Regions from separate parts of the Homo sapiens genome. Here region 1 is linked to region 2. Evidence: chromatin loops called from intact Hi-C (ENCODE). Cell type or tissue: natural killer cell. All regions are shown on one strand.

The links. A loop is a pair of places that touch in the nucleus more often than their neighbours do. Peaks named below come from ENCODE experiments on the same cell type or tissue, not always from the same donor. Only the 100,000 strongest peaks of a DNase experiment are listed, where the experiment ranks them.
Region 1: it touches region 2 in a loop (5-fold over the local background); 1 of 110 quality-filtered maps calls a loop at or near these places.

What each region holds. Positions count from the first base shown.
Region 1 is chr2:15,972,720-15,976,719 of GRCh38, forward strand. No RefSeq gene overlaps it. Among named protein-coding and RNA genes, the nearest start is that of MYCNOS, 33 kb to the left of the region's middle. In natural killer cell, no CTCF peak of the experiment used is centred here; no DNase peak of the experiment used is centred here.
Region 2 is chr2:15,157,405-15,161,404 of GRCh38, forward strand. It overlaps a transcript of NBAS not described here. Among named protein-coding and RNA genes, the nearest start is that of NBAS, 400 kb to the right of the region's middle. In natural killer cell, no CTCF peak of the experiment used is centred here; a DNase peak (open chromatin) is centred at 2,497.

The sequences.
Region 1 (4,000 bases), 820 kb after region 2:
GGTTCGGGAAACAGGAGTGAAGGTAAGTGTTGCTGGAGAAACTGTGAGATGCTTCTGCTGAAAGCAATCATGCCCATTGAAAGACTTGCTTACAGAGAGACACAAGAAGGGGCTTTGACCTACACTAAGTAGAGAAAAAACTCACCTTTGCATTTCCTGGGTGGTGTAGCACAGGAAAGAGTATGGGAAAGTAAAGGAAAGAATCTCTGTTTTGCCAGTGGTTTGCTGCATAACCTAGGCTGGTCACTTCCTATCTCTAAGAGTCAGGTTTTTTTGGTTGTTGTTTTTTTGTTTTGTTTTGTTTTTGAGACAGGGTCTCTATTTGTCACCCAGGCTGGCAAGCTGTGGCATGATCTTAGCTCACTGTGAACTCTGCCTCCCAGGTTTAAGTGATTCTGCTGCCTCAGCCTCCCAGTAGGTGAGATTACAGGCGCCCACCACCACGCCAGGCTGATTTTTGTATTTTTAGTAGAGACAGAGTTTCACCATGTTGGCCAGGCTGGTCACGAACTCCTGACCTCAGGTGATCCACCTACCTTGGCCTCCCAAAATGTTGGGATTACAGGCATGAGCCACCGTGCCTGGCCCTGAGCATCTGTTTTTACATCTTCAGTATATCGAGATGTTGCAGTCTCTGATGTCCCTTAGAAATAGAGTCAAAACTTTAAAAGTTTGGAGTAGCCCTTTGTTGCTCAGCCTGCTGCATTTGTGTCTCCTCAGGGCCCTGGAGCCTCTCATGAACCTGCCATTAGCCAGTTACTGAGTGCTCACTGTCACATGTAGTGGCAGAGTTAAGCTGAGCATGGCGAGGTGGAAGGGACATTCATTCTGCTGCATTCACAGGGGATGGGTTTCAGTTGTTCTAGCCACTAACTGTATGTGTCACTTTAGGGGAAGCTAAGAAAACTCCCTGAGACTCAAGTTTCCACATTTGTCAAATGGAGATAATAAGACTTTGCTTTATCTTGATCTGCATCTTGAATCTTCTTGCTATTTTGGTCCCAGCTGGTTGGCAGATCTGAAACTTCGGTCCTCCTGCCTGGCAGGCCTGTTATCTCTTTTCACCATTGTCATATCTCATAAGATGTCCTGACTCCTGGCAACATTTTGTCCATCTTGACCTGTCTTTAGTTGTTTTGAAAATGATATAACTGCCAAGACTCCCCTCTCCCACCCCTTTTTGGTGTTCCTATAACCTTCCAGATGTTGGGCGAGGCAATTTATATAAAGGTCTGAAAGATTGCTTGGAATTTTTCCATTTGACAGATAAGAAAACCATATTTCAAAGAAATTCAATCGCTTTCCTTAGGAAGATGTCTTGACTTGAAAGCCTGAGCTCTTTCCACTATTCTTCACTGTTTCAACCAAGCTGGAGAAAAACTGTGACCATTACATTGTGTTTTAGCCCCACACAGAGCAACAGTTCCACAGGCAGGCTTTGTTTAGCGCCGTCGAGATGGGCCTGGAAGAGTTGCAAATGCATTTTTAAAGTAAATCAAATCCTATTTTTAGTACCCTAAGGGAGCACATTCTGTAAAGGAAGAGTCTCTAGTAAATCCTTCCATGAAGTGAGTATTTTTTTCCCTACAAGTTTAACAATATCTGTCTAATTCATCTGCTTTCTAGACTGGGACTCTTATGCACATTTTTTTTTTTTTCTCTCAAATGGAGTCCTGCAGGTATTTGTCCAACATTTGGTCTTTATTCTTCATAAAATGATAGCAGGAATGATGCTTTGAAGGATTTAAACAAGTACATAATATTGCAATTTTACAACTGAAGGTAAGTTCGTGTTGAAATAATGTAAACGTTGTATTCAAGACTATTTATGCTCTCGGAAAGCTTCTCTTTCTAGCCATATTTTCTACCTTGCTTAACATACCTTCTGTTTCAGGCATCATGTTCCGTATTCTCTTCCAAAAGGTCCCTCCTCTCTGCACCTGTGCTCACTGGGATTTCTTCCCTTTGAATTCTCCTGATTTCCACACCACCTCTTCAATGTAGTGGGCACACTCACACACACACCCCTCTCATTCACACATACTCCTAACACACAACAGTGCCCAAGTCCTACAGATCTGCAGCGTTCAATATAGTAGCCAGTAGCCACATTTGGCTATTCAAAGTTAGTTAAAGTTAAATAAAATATCAATCAATGAATAGATAAACAAAATGTGGTAAATACATCAATAGATTATTATTCAGCCTCAGAAAGGAAGGACATTTGAATACTACAAGCAGATGAACCTTGAAAACGGCTTAATAAGTAAAATAAGACAGACTCAAAGGGACAAATACTGTGTGATTTCACTTATATGAGCTACCTAGAATAGGCAAACTCATATACACAAAGAGAGAGAGAAAGTAGACCAGCGTTTCCAGGGTCTGGGGGTAGGAGGAATGGGAAGTTGTTTAATGACAAGCTTGTCCAACCCGAGGCCCAGGACAGCTTTGAATGTGGCCCAACACAAATTTGTTAGCTTTCTTCAAACATTATGAGATTTTTTTTTAAAAGCTCATCAGCTATCATTAGTGTTAGTGTATTTTATGTGTGGCCCAAGACAATTCCTCTCCCAATGTGCCCAGGGAAGCCACAAGATTGAACACCCCTATAAATGGGTACAAAGTTTCAATTTGGGATGTCGAAAACATTCTAGAAATGGGTAATGGTGATGGTTGCGCAACTTTGTGGGTATACTTAATGCCAATGAATTGTACACTTAAAGATGGTTAAAATGGTAAATTTTATGTTACGCATATTTTACCACAAAAAAATTTAAAAAATTAAATAAAAGATACAATTCAGTTCTTCAGTCACACTAGCTACATTTCAAATGTTCAACAGCCACATCTGACTAATGGCCAGCAAATTGTTCAGAGCAGATAGAGACCTTCTCCATCATTGTGGAAGGTTCTAGAGGACAAAGCTGTCCTGATTCTTCTGGGCCCACTGATGTTTTGTTCCTCAAAGCTCCAATGAGCAGTGATTACTCCCTGCTCGGAATTCTTGTAATTATTCGTTCTGAGGCCTTTCAAGGTCTTATTGTATTCTGCATTGTATTTCAAGCTAATATGTGGTCAGCTGATTTCCTGACAAAATTGTAAGTGGGTGGAGGGCAGGGAAGAAGTTTCCAGTTTCTAGGTGTGCTCATCCTGCCCCACCCTCCAGTGTTTTGCAGACTAATCAGCGCGAATCAAACAGGTATCTGTGTATGAATGGATGAGACAAGAAGACCTGACAACAAACATTTCCTGCTATGGTCTTATCTGGGAGTGTTACCCCATCTGATGTATTTCAGAAGCCACTCGAAGAAGACATAGTTGTCTTCCATGTCTAAATTCCTCTCACAACTCTTGGGGCATAAATTAGCTGTCTTCTGTGAGCTCCTTTGGGACTGAAAGGCATGCTCCCTGGGAACTTTTGTAAATTAGATAGAAATTTGTCCTATGGATGTGTGAAGTCACTTCTCAGCTAATCATTGAAGGGAGCTGCCAAAGCCTTTCTTTCAAAAACAAATGGCAAAGTTGCTCTGTTTTTCATAACACAAACCCTTTTGCAACAAATAGAGTCCTCTTCTGGTCATTATCTTGTCATTAGAACCTCTGGCTAGATTTATTTCCCTATAAAATAAACCTAAGACCTTATTCATAAAGAAGAAAATGCAAACACGAGCTTGACCACTATCAAAGAGACCCAGTGTAAAAAGAGCTTTCTTTTGCCTCTTGAGTTCGATGATGAGATCTTGTGGCCAGACAACATTTTTTGACTGGTAAGAGCAGAAACTACCCTCCTGAGTTACTGTTTAGTGAATGAGGGCCTTTGTTTCCCACAGAAGAATTAAAAACCTATGGGGCTCCCCCGTGCAAACAGGAGTACGTTTCACACAGCGATGTTGGGATTAAATGCCTGTACCATGAAACAAGCCAGAACAATGCCTACTCACGTTTTAATCATTCACCTGGCATTCCACGGGAGGCAGTTTCACCTAAAACTAGATTA
Region 2 (4,000 bases):
TCTCACAAATACAGATCAAGTCATGGCACCGCTTAGCTGGGCAACTTCCACAGCTCCCAGTGTGCGTTTAGGGCCGTCTTCGCAGCATGACACCCTCACCTGGGCTCTGCTTATTGGGGCTGCTCCCCACCACCCAGAATTCCCCTCCCCGGGGTCTTAAGATACTAACCAGGCACCAAGTTCAACCGGTTCCTTTTTTTCATATCAGATGCAAAATATTTCCATATTTCATCACAAGCTACATCAAGCCTATTTTTGCCCTAGAGAGAAGAGGTGGTCTTGAAATGTCACTTGGATAAGCAAAAGCCCTGTCATGACAACTGGGAGCAGGGAGAACTGAGGAACATCATGGAAAGAAGAAGGGGTCTGGACTGGAAATGCCCGGCTCTCATTCCCAGCATTGCTGCTTGTGACTAGGTGACCCTGCGTGTGTCACTTAGCCTCCCTTGCCTCTGTGTCCTCCTCTGTAAAATGAACATAAGAGTATCACATTATTGTTTTGAGAATCCAAGGCCAAGCATGCGCCTTGTAAACTGTGTTTGCAGGAACAATATGAATAGTCCTGCTCCTAGTCCCGGGCTCTGGCCACTCTGCACGCTAGGGGAGAATGGGGACAGTGCCCAAGGGAACCGGGGGGACTCTCTGGACCCGGTGGCTGCCCTACCCTGCAAGGCCATCCCGTGCACTGATTCCAATGACCTTATTCCCTTAGGATGGACCAGCTCAAGGCCTCCTCCAGGACCAAGAGTCCTGAATGAAACAGCAATTACCCTTTTCTGATAAATTCTCTGGCCCCTACAACTCATAGCTCCACGGTGAACAGACAGCAGGAGAGCTGGCTGTGGGATCCCGTTGCCATGGCAACTCCTGCAGGTGTTCCTGAAAGTAATGACAAGGCCACGGGGTTGGGGTTGCTTTTCTCTCCCTTTCGGCAAGCCTGGAAGTGAGAAAGGTCACAGGGTGAGAGAGGCCTCCTAATGCCAGCAGACACAAAGGCCCCTGCCTGGGGTTACACAGCCAGTAAATGACAATGCTGAGGCTGCCATGGAATCTGCTCTTCCTCCTGACAGCAGAACTGGAGAAGATGGTGTCTTTGCTGCATAAGCCTCCCATTCCTCCTTTGCTGGGTTTCCAGTTACCTGTTCTCTAAAGGGGATTCAATCAGGGCAGCTGCGAAGCCCCAGATACCCAACTCCTCTCCGGCTCCTTCTGGTAGAAGAGCCTTCCTCCCTCAGGGCTGCAGACCCAGCCAGAGTCGGGGCCCAGGATTTAGCAGTGAAGGTGGGGCTCGACTTTCCTCACCTTTCCTCTTTCCTCTTTGGTGGCTGAGTCATGAGGATGTGGCCCCAGGGCTCCAGGTGGCCATGTGCCCTGCCACATGGAGAATGCCCTTCTGGAGGGGGAGACTGAAACCAGCAGGCACAGAAATGGGGGCGGTTGGTCAGAGAGAATCTTGGGTAGACATCTCAGTGCCCTAACCCAGTGTTTCCAGAGGCCCCCTGCACCCTGCTGTCTGTGGCTGGTTGTGAGAGTAAACAATTGCCCCTTCCAGAGTCCTCCCATTGTTGTCCTCTGTCAACAGGACCCACATTTCTCCACCTCCCATGCTACCTAAGGCTTGGTGTAGGTGGGCATCACTGCCCTTCTCTTGAGGAATCTTCCACCCCTTTGCTCTTGGGGCTTGAAAGCCTCTGCCCTTCAGAAGAGAAGAGGCATCAGAAACAAGTAGGGAGGAATCTGGGCATGCCGGTAGGGACAGGGGGCCTTCGGTTTGCACTCCCAGGATCTCCACTGAAGGTGGGAACTCTGGCTACTAAGGCCCTGCGCGTTCACCAGTTCAGATGTCTTTCATAGATTTCATCACAGCTCAGGCCTATGCTGTCCAGAGCCCAGAATGTTACCCCTGGGAGAGCTTGTCATAGAACAATCCCATGTTTGGGATAGATGAAGGTTATGAACGAGGTGTTATGATGCTGACTACTGCTCAAAAACTGCAAGCCTAGTATATACATACAAAAGAGTAGCATTCAGCCTTCAAAAGGAGGGACCAGCACGTTACAACATGGACGAAACTTGAGAACACTGCTAAGTGAAATAAGCCACACATAAAAGAAGAAATACTGTATGATTCCACTGGTTCTACTTATGTGAAATACCTAGAGTAGTCCAATTCATAGAGATGGTAGCATGGTGGTTATTAAGGGCTGGGGGGAGGAAAGAATGGGGGAGATGTTTAATGAGTGTAGAATTTCAGTTTTGCAAGAAAAAGTTCTGGAGATTGGTTGCACAGCAACGTGAATATTAATACTTAACAGTACTGAACTGTACAGTAAGAAAGGGTTAAACTGGCAAATTTTATGTTATGCATTTTTTACCAGTCATACACACACACACGCGTGCACACACACACACACACACACACACACACTGCTTGGAACAATGGAAACAGTAGGGATTTTAGTCTGAGAAACCATGGCTTCAAGTCTCAGTTCTGCCACCTACTGGCTATGCAATTTGGGGATATTGTTTCATCTCTGTGAGCCTCACAATGCTCTGTAAGATGCATTTCAAAAATCTAGCAATAAGATTATTGTGAAGATTAGCTATATTGCATGTTATGTACAAAGCAGCCACCAATCCAGACAGGATGTAAAAGGCTTTGATTATCATGCTAAGGAGCTTATCCTGTGGATCATGGAGAGCCGTTCAAGGGCTTTAAGTTGGGGATGACAAGGTTGGAGTTCTGCTTTAAAAAGATGGCTCTGGTGATTGCAGGGAGGAGATCCTGGAGTGGAGAGACGAGAGGTAAGGAGACCAGGTAGAAAATGCCAGGTTCAGATGAACACCGGGGTCTCAGGGACTCTTTCCACAGTAGTAGACAGGGCAGCTTAAGAAGGCATTCAAACAGACAGGACTTGGCCGACATACTGGGGTGGCAGGCGATGAGAGAGAGAGGCTCAAAGATGCTTGAGCAAGATCCCTACGCATGGACACACCTGTGGACGCAGCAGGGAGGCTTAAGGGACACCCCGGGGCTGGGAGGAGACACATCTTGGCTCATAGAAGAAGGAGATTTCAGACAACTAAAGCTGCTGCACCAGGAACAAGCTGCTTTGTGAGACAACCTTGGCAGAGAATGCAGGACCTGCCAGGAAACTGAGCAAGAAGTCCCAGTGTGGGCGGGGGGAGGGGGGGGGGCAGGAGGCTGGACCAGGTGATCCCCCAGGGCCCCTTCAATCCACAATCTCTGATTGCCTGCACCCCACAAGGGAATCCCCCATTGACCAATCTCTTCCTATTTTCTTTCCAGGGAGAGTTTGCAAGGATTAAATTTTGGCGCACAGATTGAGCTCAGACAGATGTTTGTTTAAGTATGGGGGAAACTGGAATTTCTACCAACTGGGTGAGGTCAGCTGGGATAAGGAAGTCTTTTTCTAAACAGGAACATCCATTCTCAGGGTGAGGATGATAAAAGTTCTATTTCAGTAAGAAGGTAACATGAAAGGGTTCAGAGAACTCTTTTGCCTAACAGATCCTGGATACATGGGGTGGATTATCCATTCTATACAAGGAGATAACTGGATGCTGCCTCTCTGGCTGTGGTCAATCCTTTATCCAAGTTCATGGTCATGGAGACTATTAGCATAGTCGAAGAAAGCCTGAATTCTCAAGGAGTGTGGAGTTGAGCAAAAGTTGGGCTTTGGAATCAGAATGATGTGAGTTCAAATCCTGACTCTCACTCTTAGGGACAACTTACGCAAGTTTATTAACCCCTCTCAATTGGTTTTCTCATATATAAGTGGGGGATACTATCTGTTTCCCTTGCTGGAGTGGTTCGTGGCTAACCGCTAAAGTCTATGAGAGACTTTGAACACATATAGGCGCTCAGTATAGTGCACCTTATCTCATTGCTAGTACTAGCAAAGAGCAAAATGTTTCCCGGTTAAAGCAAAGGTGATGTAAAAAAACGAGCTAAAATCAAATTGACCAAATGTCAGGA